Regions from separate parts of the Mus musculus genome. Here all the other regions are linked to region 1. A link is a loop called in an ENCODE intact Hi-C map of the cell type or tissue named here. Cell type or tissue: left cerebral cortex. All regions are shown on one strand.

The links. Peaks named below come from ENCODE experiments on the same cell type or tissue, not always from the same donor. Only the 100,000 strongest peaks of a DNase experiment are listed, where the experiment ranks them.
Region 2: a loop joins it to region 1, with 2.5 times the contacts of the local background. A loop is called at or near these places in 2 of 42 quality-filtered maps.
Region 3: a loop joins it to region 1, with 2.0 times the contacts of the local background. A loop is called at or near these places in 6 of 42 quality-filtered maps.

What each region holds. Positions count from the first base shown.
Region 1 is chr2:33,312,990-33,320,989 of GRCm38, forward strand. The region is part of intron 4 of Ralgps1 (Ral GEF with PH domain and SH3 binding motif 1); the gene reads right to left. Among named protein-coding and RNA genes, the nearest start is that of Ralgps1, 55 kb to the right of the region's middle. In left cerebral cortex, a CTCF peak has its summit at 3,805; DNase peaks (open chromatin) are centred at 1,549, 2,447, 2,861, 3,791 and 3 more places; H3K27ac peaks cover 4,402 bases.
Region 2 is chr2:33,151,372-33,159,371 of GRCm38, forward strand. Ralgps1 (Ral GEF with PH domain and SH3 binding motif 1) reads right to left here. Exons shown (of 20, transcript NM_175211.5): 12 at 7,539-7,665; 13 at 6,401-6,558; 14 at 3,917-3,968. Among named protein-coding and RNA genes, the nearest start is that of Gm13528, 20 kb to the right of the region's middle. In left cerebral cortex, CTCF peaks have their summits at 3,534 (motif pointing right) and 5,102; DNase peaks (open chromatin) are centred at 2,266, 3,548, 5,717 and 7,523.
Region 3 is chr2:33,262,982-33,270,981 of GRCm38, forward strand. The region is part of intron 7 of Ralgps1 (Ral GEF with PH domain and SH3 binding motif 1); the gene reads right to left. Among named protein-coding and RNA genes, the nearest start is that of Angptl2, 51 kb to the left of the region's middle. In left cerebral cortex, a CTCF peak has its summit at 3,022; DNase peaks (open chromatin) are centred at 3,006, 4,334, 5,533, 6,282 and 1 more place; H3K27ac peaks cover 2,554 bases.

The DNA.
Region 1 (8,000 bases):
TAATCTACCAAAAGAATTCTATACCATGCTCAAGCAGGACTTACCAAGAAACAAAAGGTTAGTTTAATTTTTTTTTTTTTTTTTTTTTTTTTTTTTTTGGGGTTTTTCGAGACAGGGTTACTCTGTATAGCCCTGGTTGTCCCGGAACTCACTCGGTAGACCAGACTGGTGGACTTGAACTCAGAAATCCGCCTGCCTCTGCCTCCCAAGTGCTGTGATTAAAGGTGTGCGCCACTACTGCCCAGCATGGTTTAACTTTTTTTTTTAATTTTTTTTATTAGGTATTTTCCTCATTTACATTTTCAATGCTATCCCAAAGGTCCCCCATACCCACCCCCCCTTAATATTTTTTTAAAAGTCAGTCTGATCTAGGCAATTTCTCAAATGGAGTCTTCCTATCATGGGACTCTAGACTCTGAGAAACTGACAATTAAAGCTAACCAAGGCACCACGTGTCTCCATGTGCTTACATCTTCCATCATTTATTTTGGTAATCATAGTGTTCTTGCAGGGAAGTGTCTCAATTACTAACCAATGTAATCAAGTCCAAGACACTATGGGCGGCACCATCCCTACGCAGTTGGTCCTGAACTGTATTAAAAAAAGCTAGCTAAGCATGAACCTTGAGCAAGCCAGCAAGCTACATTCACCAATGGTTTCTGCTCCAAGTTCCTGCCTAGACTTCCTTTAAGAATGGTTGGTGACTTGTGAGCTGAAGAAAACCCTTTCCTCCTGAGTTCCTTTTTTATCATGGTATTTGTTCCAGGAAAAGAGATGAAACTAGAACATAAATGTTCATGGTCCAAGTGACTCAACATCATTAAGATTTGATTCTTTCCAGATCCATCTATGGACTCAAAGCAAATATAGTTAAAATCCTAGCAGGCGTTTGCTGCAAAACATAAACAAATATTTCTGAAATTCACATAGAAATGCAAAAAACTAGAATAGTCTCCCTATTCCTCTCTCCCTCTCTCTCTCTCCTTACCTCTCTCCCTATTCCTCCCTCCCTCCCTCCCTCCCTCCCTCTCTCTCTCTCTCTCTGCTTCCTGCTTGAACTCTCAGTGGTTTTTGTCATCATGCCTTTGCTCCACCACAATGTTTGCCACTACTCTGAAATCATAAACTCAATTAAATACATTCCTTTTAAAAAAAAAAAAAAAAAAAAAAAAAAACTAGAATAGTCAAAAATTCAAAACAGCAGAATGTTAAGGATAAAAGTCAGGGAACGGAGAGGGGAAGGGGGCTAGAGTGAGGGTCACTGACAAGGGGTGTTTCCCATGCATACACTGTCATCAAAACGCAACTCATTGCCTTTGCCGAGCTTAGTTTGTTATTTACCGACTGTGCCTCAATGAAACTGAAAAATTACATCATTCAGTCTCAGGTCCAGTCTTTTGAATTATTCACCATGTCAGCATCCCATTCTGCAAGCAGAAAAATGCAGACTCAAAGGGGCCAGGTGGCTTGTAACAGCCTTTTTCTCCTCTGGGTGCTTAAGTACTTGATCATACTGACAGGCATGCTTTGGGATACACCTCTCATCCGACAGTGGTGCTGGGGATTGTCTCATTCTATTCTTGTCTGTTGTGGATAGCCCAGGGGCCAATCATATTTGATGTTAATTCCGTTCTCCTGTGAGTGGTTGTGAACAAGGAATGAGTCAGCACTCAGGTGATTTCCTATAAACCTGCTGCCCACCTTAATTTGTAATATAAAGGAGAGCTGAAGATTGGGCAGATAAAGGGGAGGTGGAGCAGAAGGTGGGAAAGAGAAGAAGAAGAAAATGGAAGAGGGAGAGGATGCAGAGGAGGAGGAAGAAAAGCGGAGCAGAAGCACACGACCTGGAGAAACCGAAAGTTCTAAGGGGTCTCATAAGCTGTGGAAGATGGTAGTGTAGTGGTAGATCTGCCCAATCTAGGCACACAGCATGTATTCATATTAACTGTGTTGTGTTTTCATTGCCGGGGCATATTTGGGAGGAGATTTACTGCAGCACTTGTCTCCTCTCTCAGATGAAGAAATGAGTTGTAGGTCCTCTGCCTACACAATCACCTGTACCCATACTATGAGACACAGTCCACCACCTCTCCTCTCCTGATCTCTCTCTCTCTCTCTCTCTCTCTCTCTCTCTCTGGGGGGAGAGGGTGAGGGGGAACATGGACCACAGCATACTCATGAAGATCACAGAGGACAGCTCTGTGGAGTTGGAGTCTTCATCCACCTTTATGTGTTCTGGGACTCAAACTCGGGTCACCGGGCTCCTGGCACAGCAAAAGCCTTTACTCTCTGAGCCACCTTGAAGGCCCCTCCCAGCTATTTTACAGATAAGGAAAGGAAGACAGCAAGAGGAAAAGGCACTGGCCTTAGTTAGGCCTCCCAGCTAGAGAACAGCAGAGCCAGATTCCTCACAGATCTCACCAGCAGGGCTTGCCACTCCCTCCCCCATTACCCTGCCTGAGATCAAGCTGTTGCTCCTAAAGCCAGAGCCCAGACAGCCTGTGGGTGAAAACAGCTGCTCTGTGAGGCTCTGTTCTGTGTTGTGAGCAAGGCCTCTGTTTAGTGTCAGGTTATTAATTCACTTAAAAGGAAATTTGGTTTCTCACCAGTACTCATGTCATATCCATGCTCAAGAAAAGAGAAAAAATGAGTCTCAAAGTTCCAAAGTGCATTAATTCTGATGTGCTGCTGGCCAGGTCTACAGCCAGACCTGACTCCTGTGTCCACCATGCCTCAGCTGAAGAGGACCCTTTTCTACTGTGTTTTCAGTGTGACAAGAGTCACTAGACAGGAAAAAAACTAGAGACCAAAGAACAAATGACAGCTGTAAATGAAGAGCAGCAGCAGCAGAGGGAGGCCTTCAGCGCTTGCTGGCATCCACTCTGATGAGCCCTGTGCTAGGAGCCCCCCTCTTCTCACTGGATGACAAGTGCATGGTGCTGATACCTCATTCTTTAGTTTGAACAGAGGGAAGCAGCACTGCACAGACAGCAGGTAGGAAGGGACTCATCACAACAGTCTCCCCCTAAATACAGTCAGCAAACAACACTGGGCACCGCAGTAGGTCCCAGGAGATGGGGGAAGAGTCCTGCGGTTATAATCTAGGAAGGAGGCTTTAACCAGCAGACTAGTCAAATGACTACTAGAGGCAAAGGTGTCTACAGGAGTGGGTTAAAGGAAGTCACAGAACCCTGAAGCTCTAGCTGCACAACTGCACCCCATCTTCTGAGGCATCTGGACACTCCAGGTGGAGGGGGCAGCCTGCAGGAAGTAAAATGGGAGGGGACATGAAGGAGAACTAGCAAGGTAGGCTAGCTATTACAGACCCCATGGGATGCTGAAGGAGTATGGACTGCCTCCTGAGTAGAAAAGAGGAGGGAAGGCTCTAGGCAAGTCAGGAAGATGGTCAGAGAAACAGGTCTCTGGCTCCAAAGGAAAAATAGGAGCCAGGGCTGCCGAGGGCTTTGCCATCCATGAAAGAAGTGACCGCGGCTTTGCTTTTTTCTGTGCACACTGCCCAGAACTTGACCCAAGAGAGGGCTTTCAATGATGTCAGTGAAACCTCGCTCCTCACCACAGGCGACTGCCTGCTGGCAGCTCTCCCCCCTCTCCCAGAGCCAAAGGGAATCGAGGACACGCAGGGTTTGTCCCCCATCCAACATTGATCTCGGCTCTCTGGAATGTCCATGTCTTCAGAGGAGGCAGCACAGCCAGACAATAGGCCAGAGGGTCAGCTCCCGACCCATACAGCAGTGTCTCCCCGAGCCCCAGTGCACCCCTGCTGGGGAACTGTGGGCCTGCACTGAGCCCTGGGCTCCTGCAGTCCAGCCTATGTACATAGCAGCAAGTGTCCCACAGATGGCAGTCAAGTCTCCAGCTCCACATGAAGGGAGGCTGAAATAATTCCTTACACAATGGCCCTCTGCCTCAAACATTTGTTCTCAATGCCCCACCTCTTCCCTGTCCAGAGGCAGTCCTCTCTAAGGCTGCAGACAGTGAGGCAGGAAGATGCTGAGCATCTCTTCAGACCTAATGCCTGGCACCCAGGGAAGGTGGCTGTCCACTCTGGGTCTCACCTTCCTAGGTTACAGGCCAAACTCACTTTTTTCCCCTGGTTGTGGGTTCGTCCACAGTGCTGCCTGCTCTCTTGCCTTTTGGTACAACTTCACTTTCCCCTTCTTGCCCTCAGACCCTCATCTAAGGGCCTTTGTCTTCAACCCCACCTCAGCCCCTGCCCCACAGCACAGCCATCACCCACACGCAGTGCTCCTCCATCCCCACGTCTACCTTCTCAGTCTCCATGCTGCCTGGACCTCTGATCCTTTTAACCTCACCCCCCCACAGGCAAAGTCCCGAGCTGTGCTAGGATCATCCTACTCTAGGATCCGTTCCACTACCTCAGGCCCTGGTCCTCTTCTCTGCTTGCCCTGCACTCACAGCAGCTGGAAGCAGCCCTCACCAGACTTGCCATTCTCACCACCACTCTCCAGATCTATAGTCCTGCAGAATCCTCTGACCACCCTCACCACTCCAGAGAGGTCTACCTCGGAGTAGACAGCTAAAAGGGGCAGGGTGGGGGAAGCTTTCTCCTTTTAAAAATCCTTATCGGGCGTGGTGGCGCACACCTTTAATCCCAGCACAAGGGAGGCAGAGGCAGGCGGATTTCTGAGTTCGAGGCCAGCCTGGTCTACAGAGTGAGTTTCAGGACAGCCAGGGCTATACAGAGAAACCCTGCCTCAAAAATAAATAAATAAATAAATAAATAAATAAATAAATATCCTTCAGCGCTAAGCTCAAACTCTGGAGCTGAGTCCACCTAAGGCTCCCTGCCCTAACATGCCTAACAATGCCCAACTCAGAGCCAGAGAATCTACCTGCCCAGTCCAGCCCCTTTCATAGGCTCTTGCTCCCTGAAGATACCCAGAGGCCCTGTGTTTGGCTCTGTGTGTGCTACTGAGTCTCTAGACCTAGGCTTCGAGGCTCTTTTCTTGCCATTCCTTTACTGTGGTCCTCACTATCAGTCCTTGTCCCTGAAGCTGTAGCCCTGATCTTGTAGAGCCTGAACACACTTTCTGTGATAACCAACTTGTGCAGCTAGCGCTCAGACACATGGGAGCTGTGACATTCTGCTTCTGCAGTGGTCTGGGCTGCTGGCCTTCTTGGCTCTCTCATTCACCCACCCATACCATGCTCACTGCATGTTTTCCCCAACCCTCCGGTGCCCTGTGACCTTGTACTTCTTGTCCGCTTTTATTTGCATGTCTGTCTCATGCTGGAGTTCCTGCCATCCTTGTCTCTCAAGTGGTGGTGTCTTGGCACAGTGGACTGATGTATGACTGAGTAAAGGTGGGTCTAACTACTGGGAGATCTGACTGTGGGGAAGGGGCACCATGGGGAGAGGTGGCCAGAAACTGTGAAGACCAAGGGCACCCGGAGAAGCTTTGCATCTTGCTGAATTTGCTGGACACTCAGCCACTTGGGTCTGTCCCAACTTCAGCTGGTGACAGAACAACAGACTTCTGGGAAACTCTTGTCTATAGCCAGCATCCTTTAATGATGCCCTGGAAGAGCAGAGGGTGGAAAGAAATCCCCAGAATACCAGGCAGAGCAGCACTGAAAGCCGCCAACACACCATCTGTCTTCACTCCACGTGAAACTCCTTTTTCAGGTCACGATGGTTAATATCCTCAACTCAACAGGGTCTCGAGTCATCAGATGACAACCCTCTGGGCAAGTCTCTGAGGGCACTTTTAAAGTTGTTAACTGAAGTTGTCCCTAAACATGGCCAGCAGTAGCAGCCCATGGCTGGGATCCAGCACTGAACGAGAAGGAGAAAGAGAGCAGAGCCTGACTGCTCACCACTCTTTTCCTGACTGTAGGCACCACGAGGCCAGCTGCCTCACGCCCCATGCTGCCATGCCTGGCTGCCACTGGTAAACCGTGAACCAAAATAAGCTCTTCCTCCCAGACTTATGTTAGTCAGACGGTCACAGCGGTGGGAACTAACACAAACTCTCCTTTCATCCCTGCCTCACCAATGAGATACAGTCCCTTTCCCACTCCTCTATGTTCAAGGCTCCTCCTGTTACAAGTTCCTCCTAGGCTGGCTGGCATCTGGACACCAGTCCCAAGGGCTCGGCATAGATGCATAGCCACTCTGCTGTACCCTCCAGGGTGTTGCTCCTGACTAGGTTTTGCTGAATAATCCTGCAGTGAAGACCTCCCATCCACAACACACAGAGCCAGCTCAGACTGAGCAGCAGCAATAACCACAAATGACTGACACTGGGTAGCTGCTGTGAGTTCAAAACAAAACAAAACAAAATCACATCTCCCATGCACAAGGAAACTATAAGATAATGAGTAAGGAGTCCAGCATCTTAGCTGGGATGAGAGCAGCCACACCCATCCCAGCTCTGACAGATGTTATATATAGTTATTAAGCAGTAGCTCAACTCTGATAGGGTCATGGGCTAAGTACAGCCAAGGCCATGTCCATTTCCAGCTCAGTTTGAGAACAGAGATCCACCATGCTGGGGTCTGGTGCCTCTGAGGAGCTGTAGGAGCCTCCGTTCTGTGAGTATGACAGACTTGGTAGGGAATACTGTGGACACAAAATGCTATGCCAAAACATGCCAGGTCAAGCAGGATGCAGCCACCAGGACCCTCAAACAAAGCCCTTCATGAGGTAGCGTCACCCGAGCCCTGGCAGGCAGGAGTCTAACCAGAGCTGTCACCCAGTTATCCAGGTCCAACAGCAGCCTAGCTATAAGCAGAATGCCACAGAATTACATGTACGTTAAGTTGCCAGCTCTTTATAAAACTGGTCACTTATTTAGCAGGGATCAGCACAATCGTGTCCCATGCTTGTGACCTCCACATTCCTTATACTCTGCCAGTCCTCCTGAGTCCTGGGATGAGGCGCTGTGGTTACCCCACAGAGAAGAGCACAAGTCCTAGTGCTACATTCCAGCCCCAGCTGTGGGAGCCACTGAATTCAAATCTCCAAAAGGCTGAGCCCACCAGGCAAAACCCCTCTTTTTTTCTTTGGGAAAAGTGACCACTGCGCACCCAGTAGACACTGCTCCTGAGCTGTCCTGTCCTGAGTCAGTCAGAAAACACTGTGCCAAGATGCTTGCCCTCACTGGGTATTGGCCCTTCTCCACTCAGGACAGATCCCCTGAGCAGCTGCTACTCCAGGTACTGAGATTACACCAGGGCCTCTTGGAGTACAGACCTCCAAAAACCAGCTGCCTGTGACCACCTTCTTCTGAAAACCTTAGAGGCAAAGAAAAGATGGAAGGCCCAACCCATCAAGAGGTGTGAGAGGAAGGAGGGAGAGACAACCAGAAGAAAGGGAACACTGCAAACAGAACCACAAAGTGGGAAACTTGAACCTGCAGTCGGCCAGGTAGTGACAATAATGGCCTTGCTATTTTAAAGCACCCAGCCCACCTCCACCCAGTGTGCATGCACATACATATGTGAGTGCACAGGCACGAGTTAGAACAACGCAGGAAAAGTAACCAGTATTGTTAGGAACTAAAACTGCCATTGTCAAATAAAATACAAGAAAATCAAGATCCTTAGGGAACATCAGGATAAGGACAGGTAAGAGCTGGGAAGAGTGACTCACCCTCTAAGAAATGACAATGGCATGTAAAGAATGCACTCAGCCCTGAGGGGATTATACCACCACTCCTCAGTCACAGACCGGGAATGGAACGTGCCATCATGTTCCAGGGTCTGCAGAGCTATGTGGCTTAGCTGATGATGGGTTGGGTCCTCTGGCTCAGTGCAGGTTATCCGAAGTGTTTTCACTGGGGACTAAGACTGACACAAGCAGCAGCTGGTGCATCCTGGAGAGTGGATGTGTCAGGAGGCTGAGAGGAAGCTGGTGGGAGTTTGCCAAGCCTCTTGCCACCTCAGCTCAGCATCCACACAACTGCTCCTGCTCATTCTCACAAGCAAAGCTCAGTCCCAGGGTCAAGGTGGCACCA
Region 2 (8,000 bases), 160 kb before region 1:
CTGTAGAAGGCCCCCAGAAACTCTGAGCATTCGCAGGCCACCCTTCCAACCCCAGGTCATGACCTAGAATCTACTTTGTATCCTCACGCCCCAGGACCATCACAAAGGCTCACCAGAGTTCTTTTCATGCCTGTTAACTACCAACTCTCAAGAAGCTGCCTGAACCTGCAGCTGATACAGGGTACTCCACTGGACAACCACTGTGTGTTGGGTGAACTCTTGTGTCCCAACTCCCTGCAGGGATAGAAGACAACCCACTATTGTAGAGAGAGCTGTACCACCCCTTCCTCTCTTCCATTAAAGGGACTCACTCTCTCGAGGCCTGCTACTGCTCACCACTGCCCACCCCCACTGTCCACTTCCAACCACCTGGCAATGTCTGTCTGGGAAGAGGGTTGGGGAGGATTTGTGATGAATTCTGACAGACTTGCTATGTCACTTCTTCAGAAACAGTCAGTGAACATTTCTGAGGACATCTTTAGGAATGCCAAATGCCAATTACTTTTCTGAGTAGAAATGAGACTGACACATTGCTGAAGTTTACAGAATACGAGGGTGGCAATCCTGTGAAGCAGAGATAATCATGGCCAAGGACGCTGTGTGTTTCCATATTCCTGTCTCTACCCACCTCATAACCCTTCATTCCTCCTTTAAAAATCTCTTTTTAGGGGCTGGAGAGATGGCTCAGTGGGTAAGAGCACTGACTGCTCTTCTGAAGGTCCTGAGTTCAAATCCCAGCAACCACATGGTGGCTCACAACCATCCCTAATGAGATCTGACTCCCTCTTCTGGTCTGTCTGAAGACAGCTACAGTGTACTTACATATAATAATAAATAAAATTAAAAAAAAAAGAGTAGTTTTTAAAAATCTCTTTTTAGAGGCTGGAGAGATGGCTCAGTGGCTAAGAGCACTGATTGCTCTTCTGAAGGTCCTGAGTTCAAATCCCAGCAACCACATGGTGGTCACAACCACCTGTAATGAGATCTGACTCCCTCTTCTGGTGTGTCTGAAGACAGCTACAGTGTACTTACATATAATAAATAAATAAATAAATAAATAAATAAATATTTTAACCCCCCCCAATATATCTCTTTTAAAAAAATACTTTAGCCCTAAGGGTAATATTTCTGTTTTCATTTTAGAGCCTTTCAATCTAAGTATAAAAGTGGCCGTTGGCCAAGCCCCAAGGCTGCCTGGTCTCTAGGGCCTGAGGCTGTCTAGAACCCAGCCTGGTACTCACCTCCAGGTCACTGAGCGCTGTTGTGCTCTACACAATAAGCTTGTGGGGCCCTCTCCTCAGGGAGGTGGCACACACAATGAGGCTTTCCTCCTACCTTCACCCCTGCAGGTCAGGGCTGTCCGATAAAATCATACAAGTTTGGGCATCCTTACTCTACTCCCTGCTCTGCTGTCTCTCTGCTGTTTACATCGGTGCCTGGCTCTGCTCCACCCTGGCTTGGATAGAGCTCACAACCAGAGCTTGGGGGGCTATGGGTCAGGGGCTACCCAGTTAAAGACTACAGTTTCTGGACTCCATCGCACACTAGCCACACCCCCAATCCCTCTTCATATCTTCATCCCTTTGAGGGGGCCCAGCTCCCTTCTGCACCTTTATCCCACATCTTCTGCCTCTGCTCTAGCATGCAATACGCCTTATAGTATCTGTGAGGATCTGGCAGGGAGGCTGTTTCTGGCAGATGCTGGCCTCTGGGACCGGCCAGGGGGAGACCTAGAATCCACTCATCTATGAAGAGGGGCATGTGGTCTGGAGGAGACCTGGGAGTGCACAGAGGATCCAGTGGGGCTGAGCACTGGCTGCCTGAAGGTTAGGATGAAAGGGGCTCAGGAAGTGGCAAGATGGCAACTGAGCTGTGAAGAGACAACGTGGTGCTCTTCTGTGTGCCCAGTCTACAGGAAAGCCCAGACTGTTCAGACTCTCTTTGAAGCAGGCACGAGAGCAGATACACAGTGGGAGCAGACTTTTAGCTGGACCCCTGGGTGAGGGTCAGCTAGCTTCTAGCTCCTCTGGCCTGCCTGGGGCTGGGTTCTGATGAGATGCAATCATAGCCCCACTGATATCTATCTCCTCAGCCAAGAAACAGTAGGCCAAGATCCCCTCTGCAGAGCAGAGAAAAGGCAGCTGGGAGCAGGGCTGTTCAAGGGCTGGGCATATGCATAGAAGAGCCAGGAGGCGGCCAGTGCTCAGAGACAGTTTACTTGAGAGTATATGCTATAGAAATTCAGTGACCTAGATCGTACAAAATACTGCTGCCTGTAGTGGTCATGATGGCATACATTTCCATTGTGCAAGGCATGCCCCCATGGCACCCTCTTTCCTGCTGGCTCCACTCTCAGTCAGCACTGACAGGGCCCACAGAGCCTGCCTACATGGTTCCCGTGCAGGCAGCCGTGCTAACTAAGCAGCTACCGAGTGACTGATGAGAGAAGAGGAATGGATGAGTGAAAGGACAAACAACGGAGGGAACACAACACCCAGGTGTACTGCTGTGGGTCTCGGCACCATGCCTGAGCATGCTGCTGGAGTGGCCAGGGGAGGCACTGGGTTGCCTGTGGCCTTCTTTTACAAGGTGGCCCCAGGAATCCCCACCTGGACCAAGAGTTTTGGAGTCTGTCCCATGGGGCCTGTGGGGTTCTCCTTTCACAGCTATGGGGCAGCGTCAAGGCTGCAGGCAGTCTATGCATGGCAGTGGCCAGACAGAGCCTGTGCACAGGGAACGCCCAGCCTGGGCCAACGAGTCTCTCTGCTCTGTTGGAAGTGTACAGATAGGATGACTTCTGGGCACTTTCCAATTACAGGGACTGAAGCCCTAGCTTCAAAAAAGGAGCGTTCACACCAGGTGCATGTGTGTATGTTCTGTGTGGTGTAGTGCATACCACATGCAGGCGAATGCAGACACCCAGGAGTATATAAATGAATTAAGGAGGTGTCTGCCTGTGTGCATGTGTGTGAGATTTGTGTTTAGTATTCGCCCACAGGTGTGACAGTGAAACTGTACATATGTAACTGGGTATAAGCATTGTATATATACATGCAAATGTGTGACTATGGATGAGATTGGGCATATGTAAGACTGTGTAACCATGGCCATGTCTATAGCTAAACTGTATAACTGTGCACATGAACACATAAGGCTATATAACTTTGTGCATGTGTACTTGTGAGAGTACACAGATGCACACAGTCCCCTAGGCACTGGTGGAGGAACCATCCTGAAGGCCAATGGAAGCCTGCACCTTGGAGATCTTTTTCATCACTATATTTCCCTGTGTGTCCTCAGACTTCTAGTCAGCAAGGTACCTTTCACCACCTGCACTGCCAAGTCTTCCTGGATTCCTCATGGTGGCCCAAGAAGTATTGGGACATGGAATACATGCTGCAGGTGAATTCCTGATGAGAGGCGGATGGGAGCGTGCATACTTGGAACAGATGGGCTGATGGGAGTCACAACCACGCATGGTAGGGTTCAAAAATGTCCGAGGCCTGAGGCTGCACTGGTGCAATACTCTCAGGTATCACTAGATGGAGCCACATGCCCATCTCAAGACTTCCAACAGGCCTCAGGCTTAGAGGTTCAGGATTCATTGCAGGCCTACCAGGCTCCCAGGTTTCCTCTAGCTGGCTTGGACCAAGTGCTCTGAGTGTCAACTGACAAAAGAAGGGAGGGAGCAGGTAGAGAGCCCTTTCTAAGCCTGTGTATACATCCACAAATGCATGAGTGTATAACTGAATTATGAATGTGTCCACCTGTGTGCACGTGTAAGTGTGAGATTAGTGTTTACTATGTGCACACTGAGGTGTGACCATGTAATTATGCATATGTCATGAATGGTTGGGGAGGGGCCCCTGACTCCAGCTCCCTGGGCCCTGAGAGGCCTTGCTGAGGCCACACTCACCTTTCCAGCCCTGCAGACATTTCTTCACTAAACTCTGAGCTCTCACTACTGCCTGGAAAAGGAACACAGATCAGTGAGCATGGCAGCCTCGAAGAGAGGGGCCTGTTTTCCTGGGCTCCCAGTCACTGGGCCCCGGTCCCCAAGCTCACAGCATTCTGACCCTGTGGGTCACAAAAGGAGTTGAGTTTCTGTTGTTATGTCTGTCTCTTCTCTGGGGAGGTTCAAAGAACATTCAGTCCCACCGCTCTCAAGAGTACCCTCCACTCCCTTCCCACTGCCTACCCTCTGGCTTGGAAGGCCAGGGTCCTCACATCTGTCTGCACTGATGCCTGCCTGTTGCCCCACAGGCTCTCCTGAGGGCAAAGGCAGGGTGAGCACTTCTGGCCCAAGGGACAGGTAGATGGATCTGCCTGCACAAGAGATGCACGGAGGCTGCAAGGGGGTGTCAGTGCAGTGCCCTGCCCACAGTCAGTGCAGTCCCCTGCCCACAGTCAGTGCTGTCCCCTGCCCACAGTCAGTGCTGTCCCCTGCCCACAGTCAGTGCAGTCCCCTGCCCACAGTCAGTGCAGTCCCCTGCTCACAGTCAGTACAGTCCCCTGCCCACAGAGTCAGCACAGTCCCCTGCCCACAGAGTCAGTCAGTGCTGTCCCCTGCTCACAGAGTCAGCGCAGTCCCCTGCCCACAGAGTCAGTCAGTGCTGTCCCCTGCCCACAGAGTCAGTCAGTGCTGTCGCCTGCCCACAGTCAGTGCAGTCCCCTGCCCACAGAGTCAGCGCTGTCCCCTGCCCACAGTCAGTGCAGTCCCCTGCTCACAGTCAGTACAGTCCCCTGCCCACAGAGTCAGTCAGTGCAGTCCCCTGCCCAAGGTCAGTGCTAAGGCCTAAGCTGGGATCCTTTGCCTTCCTAGTCTCTTCCAGGCCCACCTTCTAGAGCTGACCATGGTGTGCTGGGCCTGAGTGGGACAACCTGGCTCACGAGGCCTGGTGTTGTTAAGTGAGCAGCACTCGGCTTCCCTCCTGGCATGTGCATCTGTGGGCCTGGCCTCTGTATTGTCTTAGACTATGTAGGCTCTAAAGCTCAGAGCCCTGCTAGAAAAATCTCTAAGACTAAACAGTGGGAAAGGGTAAAGAGCCTGGCCTGAGTAGAACCCCTATTCCCTGCTGTATGGGTTGGAGGTGGGGGGAGTGCAGCTTAGCACGACATCCACTAGGGCACACACTCTGCCACTTTCTCAGACCTTTCAGCTCAAGCAGAAAATGTCCTGAGTTCCCTGACTTGATGAGCCGGAGCCAAGCAATCTTGTGATCTACCCTGGATGCTGGACAGCACAGCACCTGACTGGCTCTCAGGAACGGCAGCCCAGATTCAGGCACAGCTCAGAGTTTCCTGGATATCAAACAGCTGCTCTGAGCTCAACTGTGCATTCATGGAGTCTCATAAGAACCCAGGTCCCATCCTATACTCTAAGATGAGGTCCATGAGTGGAACCTACGAGGCTGAGGGATCAGTGCCCAAGAACACAGCGAAGGCTCAGAAAGAGGCTTGATTACCTTTCCCTAGCTCAGGAGCTTGAACCACTTCTTCCAAGCCACACCTGAGCCTAAAATGCAATGTCCACACTTCCTATACTTTGGCCTGTGGCCAGACAGGATGAGCTCTTCTGAAGACATAAGGCAGGTATGAGACTTCATCACAACATTGCTAGGAGGCAGCTGCCCTGTGCTAAAGTTGTTCCTGACTCCCACACCAGGGACATTGTGGCATGAGATGCCCGCCTGGTGTTCCTGCTGCCTGCTTCTCCAAGCTCCTGGCCCTCTGCCCCACTGTCTTCACCAGGTCCAACAGCAGCCCACCACCGTTGCTAGGAGGACTCTGCTATGTAAGGCAGACAATCACACAGGGACACTGGAAGGCAAGGGCCATCAAGAGAGTACTGGGCTGGTGACAGCAATCATAGGATAGTGTCACCTGTCACAGATGACCTGAGATCTCTGAATGCAGTTCTGAGCTAGCCTCAGCCACTAATATTAACATTTATCTGCTGGCAACAGCAGCCCTGTGTCTGTAACTCCGTGGAACAGACTCTCTGTCTGCCTCTGTCCAGTAGGGTAATGCCATTCCTGAAGTCTTCATCTTCCCTTCTGGGTACAGCTAAGCATACAGCAGGAAGCAATGGACCACCTACCTACTGCTCCAAGCAAGGCTTTGGAATCCCCCTGGGACATAAATGCCACCAAGGTAGCAGCTGGCCTCAGGGGTTGAGGTGGACTCAAGTCTAGCTTCCTTCTTCAATCTGACTGTCCATTTGGGGACCACCAGAAGGAGAAGGCCAAGCCAGGGCTCTTCCTGCAGCAGAAGACTCTTGTAGGGAGCCATTCTTTAAGGGTGAGGGGCCACTGGGCACAGTACAGCGACACAGAGACAGACACAGAGCACAAACTGGGCCTGCTGCCCCTGCCTGTATGCACAGGCCAGAGACGCTTACCTAGGGAGAGTCCGTTGGTGATGGCGGTGGAGGAGGTGTGGGTGAGGCCCCTGCGGGGGCTGCGGGACTCTAGGACACTGTCGTCCAGCAGGTGCCTGGCCTTCTCCGATGGGAATGTCGCACTCTTACTTTCAACTACACTCAACTGACACATCAGACTGGAAAACGGAGAGGAAGAGAGAAGCAGCTCCTTATCCTGGGAGCACAGCGGCGCTGGCCCCAGAAGCCAGAGCCAGAGCCAGAGCCAGAGCCAGGGCCAGGGACTTACTGCTGGAGACGCCTCTGCCCAGAGCCCATTGGTGCACCAGGCTCAGCCTCTTCTTATGGTGTGACCTTGGGCAAGCCACATCCTTTTTCTGAGCCTCAACTTCTCCCTCTGTCAATGGAGACTAATGCTGCTTGCCCTGCCTGTGTCCTGCCTGTGTCTCAGGATGATGGTGAGGCTTGTGAGATGAGGCCAAGGCGACAGGCCCGTAGGCCACCCTGAGGAGCATCAGAGCTTCGTGACCCCAGCTAGATATACAGTGAGCATGGCAGCAGCTGCCCAGAGGTTTGCATGGGTCAGTGAGATGGTGACCATGGGTGTGTGGCAATGTCTGGAGAAGAGGAGGCACTGGGGACCCTACACACTTAGTCCTGTTCTGGCCTCTGAGTTCCACAAGGACCAGCCAAGAGGCAGGGCATCTGTGCCTTAGTGCTAGGATGCAGGTGGAAGGAAGGATGGAAGGAAAGGAGGGAGGAAGGGAGGGGCAAAGGGTGCCCCAGGGGATAAAGGTGTGGCTTTCCCCAGCAATGCTGAGGACGTGTATGTGCCCCAGCTGGGGGCCCCAGAGGGCCAGTGAACCAGCAGGTACTCAGACACCTACTGTTGCCCTGAGGATAGTCTTTGATGTCTGCTGGACTCAGTTCTCCCTAAATGAGCGGTCAACTGAGCTTTTGCACAGTTCTTCACTAGCTACTGAGCCCAGGTCCCTTGCAGGCGGCATACAAACTGCAGCCTGTCGCCTCTGCATTCCCACGCTCACACCAGCCTTAGGAGAGTGTGTCTGCCAAGAGCATCAAGAGTTTCCAAATGAGGATGGGGAAGGGCCCAGCCTTCCTTCACCCCAGAAGAGAGTTTCTCAGTCAAGTCACCCACTTGTTGCCTAGGCTGTGGCTCTTCCTGTGTCTGGGGACTGGCGGTGTGGGGAGGCTGCCGGCCACAGATGTATCTGGACAGGTGGGCCTCCGGCGGAACCTGGCTGAGCTGGAGCCGGCAGAGGGGCCTATGAAAAGACCAGAGAGAGAGAAAGAGAGTTGGCAGGAGTTGTGGGGCTTAGAGTAGGGCAGTGGCTCAGGGAACTGGACTCCAGACTTGTACTATGGACCTTTCTCCAGCTGTTATGTGTAAGACACATGAAGCCTACAGCCATCAGATACTAATCCTTCCCTCCCAATGGCATCAACTCCCAGAGTGAAGGCCTGAGGTGCCCAGGGGTCTAGTAGCTGGGCAGCTCTGCCAGGCAGCCGGCTGAGGACCCACCCACAAGAACAGAACCAGAAGCATAACCTTAAGGCAAAGGCCCTTCCTGGACTTCGCAAGCTCAGAGAGGTACACAGG
Region 3 (8,000 bases), 50 kb before region 1:
AAACTGAGGCTCAGCCACTCAGACACCCAAACAGCTAGCTCTCTGGTCCCAACTGGGCCTATGTTCTCCACCATGTCCAGTCCACCCAGGAATCCAATCCCTGGATGAGCAGCACCTCAGATTGCTGGGTGCTTAGACTATAGGTCTGTCACCTCTGTCCTTCCTGGACACACACACACACACACACACACACACACACACACACACACACACACAGAAGGGCTGGATTTTGTGGATCTCCTAAATGGCTCTATTCTGTACCTACAAAAGAAATCAGGTCATGATCAGATTGCTCAAGAATAATTTATAAATTGCTTTAAGAAGAAACTTAACAGATTTTCCCATGATGTGTTTGACAACCAGTTAGGAATTTTCTTTACTAAACTGAAGGAATGAATCAAATAAAAGAGGACACAGGAGTTTTACTATTACTATTCAATAACAGTAAAAGAGATTCTGGGATAATCAATGAGAACAGCTCAGAAGACCACCTGCCTGGTAGCACATCTGTGGTATGAGGGATGGTTTATGCAATAAAAATAAACAATTTTGAGATTATATGTAAGTCTGGGGAATAGGTGGCTAATATGGGAAGGGAACTTTTACAATTATCTATCTGTGTGAAGGAAATGTGTGTGTCTATCACATGAGCTTCTGTGACTGAACTCAGATCACAGGGCTCAGGCCAAAGCGTCTTTACCTGCTGGGCCAGCTCACTGTCCTGAACTTTTTTAAAAGAAGAATTGGAATGACCAGGTCCACTACTCAAGAAAGTGTGGAGTACTTCTGTTTCACCTTCTGACCAAACAGGAAAGCCCGCGCACACACTACTAGCCACTAGGACCCTGACCTCTCATTTAACAAAGATGGCTTAACTATGTGATGGAAAAGTGTGGAGGCTAGACCTAGAAAACTAAGCCACTATGTCTATACATTGCCTAAAGTAGGTGGATCAAGAAACTGTAGCAAATGCTCATGGGTGGAGCTGTGGCATGGACTCCAAGAAACCACTAACCTGGAAGGCTTACCTCTAAAGAGGGAGGGAGTGGGAAGAACAAGGGGTGGAGTAGCAGGGAGGATTAGGGATGTCAATGAGCCTTTCAGTACTTGGCAATCTTTTTAAATTAATGTGCATGCATTCATTATGCTGATAAAAATTCTTTTCAGATTTGGGTCTTTAAAAATAGTGCTTGCTTATTCAGAAAATAGCAGCACCTTCACATGTTAACCTTTTACTACTGTAGAGTCAGCAACTGTGACCTTCACATGGACTGAGGGTCTCTCAGATTTCAGCACTTATAAGGAACCACAGGAAAGGTCCATCAGAACCTCACGTAATCCAGCCACTGCTCAACCAGAGTCGGACACAGACTTCAGCCATTATGCTCAGGGAACAAGGAAAGGAAAGGAGATTATGAAAAACCTCACAGCCCGGGACAGCCAGAGGACTCAGGGGCTCAGTATGGAATGAGTAAGGAATAAAGTGGGGGCATTTTAGAGATTTTAAAATCTCTTTGGCTATATAATATCAGTCAAGAAAAAAAAAGCTACATCCCAGCTCTGCTGCGCTGGAGAACACTGTACACAGCACTCGGGAAAACTGTGACTTTGAAACACAGTTGAGTTGAGAAGTGTCCATGAAGCCTGCTATCATTCCGACTTACTGCAAGGCTGCTTTTGTGTCTCACTTGGCAAGTGTGACCTGTGAGGTCACAGTGGTGCTGGCCTAGCTTGCTCTTCTCCCCTGTCCCTCCCCACAGAAGGAATGCAGCTTAAAGGTGGTCACAGGACAGAGCAACAGAGCGGATGAAACATCACAATGACTGGGAAGCAGATGTGTTAGAAACTTCTGAGTCTCAATAATCCTGAGGAGAGAAAGGTAAGAAAAGCCAAGACGGGCTGCCAAGATGGCTCAGCCGGTAAGAGCACTGACTGCTCTTCTGAAGGTCCTGAGGTCAAATCCCAGCAACCACATGGTGGTTCACAACCACCCTTAATGAGATCTGATGCCCTCCTCTGGTGCGTCTGTACTTATGTATATTAATAAATTTTGGGCCAGAGCGAGTAGAGACTGAGCGAGTGGAGTTGACCGGAGCGAGCAGAGGTCCTAAATTCAATTCCCAATAACCACACGAAGGCTCACAACCATCTACACAGCTACAGTGTACTCATATACATAAAATTTTTAAAAAAATTTTAAAAAGCCAAGGCTATGTATGGGATTGCTGACAAGATGTTCTCAAGCTCACAGCAGGCTGAACCATTTATAGCAGAAATCTATATTGAAAGGAAAATCTACGCTGATAAAAATCACTTATAATTAAACAAAGACACCCAAAATAATGCTGAGCTGAACATTCCAAGCAAGAGGCTAGAAAAGCGGGGAGGTAAAAATACTTTAATGCGCAAACTGAAAAAGAGAGCTGACCACCACACTTCCGGCAGGGACCAGACCCCAGAGCCACTTTATAAAATGTCAACAAAACAGAGCAAAAAGAGAAACATTTACTGCAAAGGCAGGAAGCAGTTACATACTATTAGTACTGAGCCAAGTCCAGACCCCACTCTCACATGAACTCCAATTACAAGGTAAAAAACGGAGTCCCATGTTGTTCATTCTCACAGTGCCTGTGATCTTCCAAAGGCCAACTGAGACTGAGAAGCAAGCACAAAGGCCCCAGGAGGATCTGGGCAGGAGGGGGATGCCCTGGGTGTGAGCGAGCTGCTCTCCTGTGCTCTCAGGGCCACCTGGGAGTGTACACCTGCCATCTGACACCCACCAGCTCCTCCTTGGTCTGGGAAAGTAGCTCAAAGGTGGAGGTTACCTCCATGAAGGGCAAAAGAAAAGTCCCTCCAATTCCAACCTACGAGGACACTGGCATTGTGTTCCTTTGCCTTGAGGGGAAAAGAATAACATTTCCTCTTATGTGGGTCTATTTTCAACAAAGAGCCTATCGCTCCAGATCTATTTTTAAAACACTAGCTCCAGATTCTACTTCAATCCCAGTGTCTGCCGCTGGCTGGTGTGGGAAGACTGCTCAGTGCTGTGGACACAGGAGCACAGTGTGGAAGCTACAGGGAACTAAACTGGGGTATTTTTTTAAAGCAATTTTTTAAATGTCTGGCTATTTAGTGTCTGTTTCTGAAAGACAAAAAGGCTGCCAAGTCCCATCCCAGTGCCACACATCAATAGCAATGGACAGCATTCATGGAAAAGCTGGTACTTCGAATTTTAGTGGTATTTGGGCTGTTTGCTTTTGTCTAAAAGGCTATTTTAAATTCATACAAATAGAAATTAACTTATAGAAATTAGTCATATAAACAAATTTCTGCCCATTGGCAAAAAGTTTTGTCTCCTGGATACCACTGACAATCACCTAGGGAATCCTGATTAATCTGAGAACCATGTTAGAGGTAACTGTGGCACTTCCGACTGGGGACCTGTGACAATGTGGTGGTCTATGTTAGAGATGTCTATGGAATTTCTGACTCGAAGTTGTAACAGTACACTTACTGCATCTTACAGTTAGCAAATCTTTGGCAAGGACTCATTCTGTATTTCTAAGAACCAGAATTGTATCTTTTAAAATAATCCTTTAACAGCTGGGTGGACACAGACATACTTAACAGGCACATGTACATACATATTCTACTTATACTTTCATCATGTATTTCATTTATCATTTATTTATTTTATTCTACTCATGGTGATTTCAGGAGACAGACCCCAAAGCGCTCCCAGGTCTACAACTGGGAGGCAAAGATCTGGACGTACACTCTGGCCAAGGGCTCCCCTGGGGCACAGAGCTGGTATGTGAGTGGGCATTCTGTCTATGTGCAGCTGGGCTGAGCACTGAAAAGGGCCCATAGATGATGTAAGGAAGCTGCAGAACACTTCATGAGGGGTCAGGAGGAAGTGAACAAAGCCATTTTGAGGTAGGGAACTTTTAGCATAGAGGGGTCCAGAGAGGCATCAGAGCCCACAGAAGGCAGAAAAAGTGACCTGGAGGTAGGAAGACTGAGGGATGTTTGAGGAACAACAGTTTGGCTAAAATACAGCAAGTATTGCTTTGGATAAGAACAAAAAGGTAGGAGAGGGAGGGAAACCTGCCTTTTGGCAAAGTCTGTTATTAACTTGGCCATGGTCATACCAAGTCACATACCACCATCTTGCCAGCTTATTCTATTTTCTCAGCTACTTCAGCTCAACTTGCAAATGAGATACTAATTGCAAACCAACAAACATGAACACTGAATACTAATCAAGAGTGGGAGACTGAGCTGCCAGTGGTGGTGTTAACAGGGCCTCTGGCCAGCTCTCATTTGTGGCATACAAGGCTTGGGGCTCTGAACGGCCCTATAGCTGTGGGAAGTAGATGTTGAGCTGACAGAGGCTGGTTTATATCAGATGGGTATGAAGTACCAGGGAAACCATTTGGTGTTTGGTCTCATTGGAAAAAAGCCTCTATTAGGTTCTTGGTGCTCAGGAAAACACTCAGTGCCCGTGAATGTGGCACACCCTAGATGTACCACCCATGAGCACGTACCAACCCTCTAATTTAAGCTCAGGACCTTTCCTTTATTCAAAAGCATCACTGAAATAGAGAGCTGGGTGTGTAAATGGTTAGACCGGCTAGGGATCTTTACCATAATGCTGTAAGAGAGCGTCAGCATGCTGGCGCTGCTCTGCAGGAGCAGTGGGACATGGGGCCTCTGACCAAGCAAGGGCGGGCAGGGGGCAGGGCAGGACAAGGAAAACAAACCAAAGCTCTCTTTAACCAGGTTCCAAACCCCCAGATCTGTGTATACACGGGAGATCACTCCAGCATGGTGTGAGAACAGACTGGTAAGACCAAAAGCAAAGAGACTGGCAGAAGTCAATGATAGTCCAGGTCATACATGCAGGGTCTGCTTTTAGGGATGACAGTTTCTGCAACCCGTTTAAGAACAGCCAAGGAAGCCGGGCGTGGTGGCGCACGCCTTTAATCCCAGCACTCGGGACGCAGAGACAGGCGGATTTCTGAGTTCGAGGCCAGACTGGTCTACAAAGTGAGTGCCAGGACAGCCAGGGCTACACAGAGAAACCCTGTCTCGAAAAAACCAAAAAAAAAATAAAAATAAATAAAAAAGAACAGCCAAGGAGAGCTGAAAATAAAGCTATGTCTGGGCACAGTACTGAACACTTTCACTCATCTACTTTAATCCTTGCCATAAGATGGAGGCTGTGTGCAGCTTCTTCTTAGGTTCCAGGCCTCTCCTTTCCTCTCTGTAGCCTTGGCCTCTCATGCCTATAAAGCTGCATGCATTCAGACCCCAAAGCACAGCTGCATATTATCATAGTTGTCTTCTCTCCCTTTGGATCCTCTCGACTGCATAGTTTCTGTTGAGGTAACACGGCAATAGATGGCTGTACACAGCATATTTGTAGCACCCCTGTGGTGGGGCCTGAAGCTGGGCCTCTCCCCTCAAAGTCTGGGCCCCAGCTCCAAAGGCCTAGCTACACTGCATCATCTTAACAGCTCAAGGCCTAGACTCTGGGACACAGCTCATATTTTATTTTTAGCCCATGGTGCCTTCTCTTTCTTGGCCTGCAGTGTGGCTCTGCTTGGTGTATTAACGTGGCTCTATTTTATGCAGCATTACTGTATCCACATAGTGTAGCAGGAGACAGGGAAGGGAAGCCTTATTCCTCGTCATCTCAGCCTGCCACTTGCCAAAGGTCCAATATACAGGTTGTGAAGACAGTGTCCAGGCTCTCTGTCTCTCTCCTGGAGTCACGGTCAGAGTTCAGACATGCAGCATATCTGAGGTTAAAGGAACACACATGTAGAGAGGGCTGGGACTGGATGGAGCAGGCACTTCAGGGGGTGTGGGGCTCATGAGAGAGGTCTGGCCTAGGAAGACAGACACAGTGACAGCCCTCCAAGCTGGTATGCATGCTCACCAAGGAAAGAAACACCACGGTCAGGACCAAGGTCAGGACCAAGGTCAGAACCTTACAGTCACAAAAGAAACCAGCTGTCAGAAGAGTGGAAGAAGAGCCAGCCTGGGGAAAAAGGCTTCCAGGAGGTGGAGGATGGGCAGTGCCCGATGCTATAGCACTGGCAGGCACAGAGGGTGAAATGTCAGCTTCCCCAGCGACAATGCTCAACTTTTGAGGAGTAGTTCTGGGCTGGCTCCTGCTCCTACCATTGCCCTCCCTGGTCTTCCACTGCCCCATCTGCCTTGTCTGGCTCATCTTCCACCTAGACCAAGGCTCAGAGCCATCTGAGACTGGCAGCCCAGGCTTCCTCCAGCCTCCTTTTATCGAGCCACAGGAGAGCTGCCAATGGTGCTGCTGAAGATAGGGAGCAGCAACACTTCCTGGACAAAGGGGCCTCAGAGCCAAGCATAGGAATGCCACACATCTGCCAGCCATGGTGTCTGTTCTCCTGATGGAGATGGGAGACTGAGAACACTGATCTTGTATGGTGTCTTTCCAGGTCCCGCCCAGCAGACCAGGTCACACTGCCCATCAGTGGTGAGCTCCATGCCAAGGACTTCAGTTCTCACTATGCTGCTGCATGTGAGTCAAACTCTGGATCAATTCGGTGGGAAAGAGAGGGTCACTCTGGGCATGTGCACAGGGCAAGCAGACCATGCATATGGCACATGGAATCCAATAGGTGACTGCCCTACACTTCACAAATTCCATGGCCTAGATCTCTCAGGAATAAGGTAGCCTCTTCCAAGATAATTCTGGTTACAAAGAGATCTTGGCAGCTTATCAGTTGCTAGGGTTCAAACTGAGGGATTCCCTTTCCTCCCTTTCTTGCCTGCTCAACAATCTAGCCACAGGGACCCCTGGGGGCCGCTCCTCAGAACACTCTGCATCACTCTATTCTCTGATCCCCGCTCTACCCAGTTAGCTCCTGGACTCCACCCTCACCCACTCACTGGACCCCTGGTTTCTAGTCTTGGTCTCCATTTCTCCTGATTTGTTTTCTATACATTAGTGTAGTGATTAAAAACACAAAAAACAACACTAAATGAAATTACGTCCATCTCCTCTTCAAAGCCCTCTGTACACTTAGAATGGTACCCTTTGTCCGAGGCTGAGCCCAGCCACACTGACCTGAGGGTCCCTTAGTAACCAAAGTTCTTCTCCCTATACATCTGGGCATCAGATATTCTCCACCCCTCACCCTCTGTAGTTGCTCCTGCTCTTGTCATCTGAGTCTCAGAATGAAGGGCACACTGGGGGAGGGCTCCTGAACGCTCACACAGAAGCTGCCCTCCTCCATCCACACCTGCTATAGTCTGCTTCCATTCCTGTCGCACTGCACCTTATTTATGCATTCAACCAAGATCCCTTGATCACTCTGTGTCAGCAGCCAGGGAAGCACATGTTAATTTCCAAGAACACTACACATCTTTCGCAGATTATAGGAAAGCCACAAGCTCAAGGCCTGGAACCTGGCAAGGAGTACACATTCAATAGGTATTTGATCTATATAATGAATGAGACCCAAGGGGATATATGCTCACGAAACCAGAATTGTCTGGTATAGTTTCTTGCTTAGGCTTCATGGCTTTGAGGAGGCAGTCTTCCAAAGTGGCCCCACCTCTGAAATAAATAACTCAGTACTTGTGTTTTTCCAGGCCGACCATGAATCCCTATTTATGAATCCAGTCACCATTTATTCAGATCCTACTGTGTGCAGGCCTGAGCTCAGCTCCAGTCAGTTCTGGTCATAGGCAGGCTCACTGGCTACTCTGACCTAGTTAGTGTCAGACTGATCAATACTAAAGGTCACTCAGAGTTTAGCCAAGCAACAGGCCTCCCTCCCCTCCCATGCCTGGACACTGCCACCTTCTATACAGGTCTCCCATATTTCCAGGGTTTCGAAGCACACCAAAGGACAATTCTCAAGGGTAAAACATGCTCAGTGGCCCAGCCTCATTTCTCATCCCCACTTTCTAAGGAGGGTATAGCCCTATCTGCACTGGCCTTCCACCAT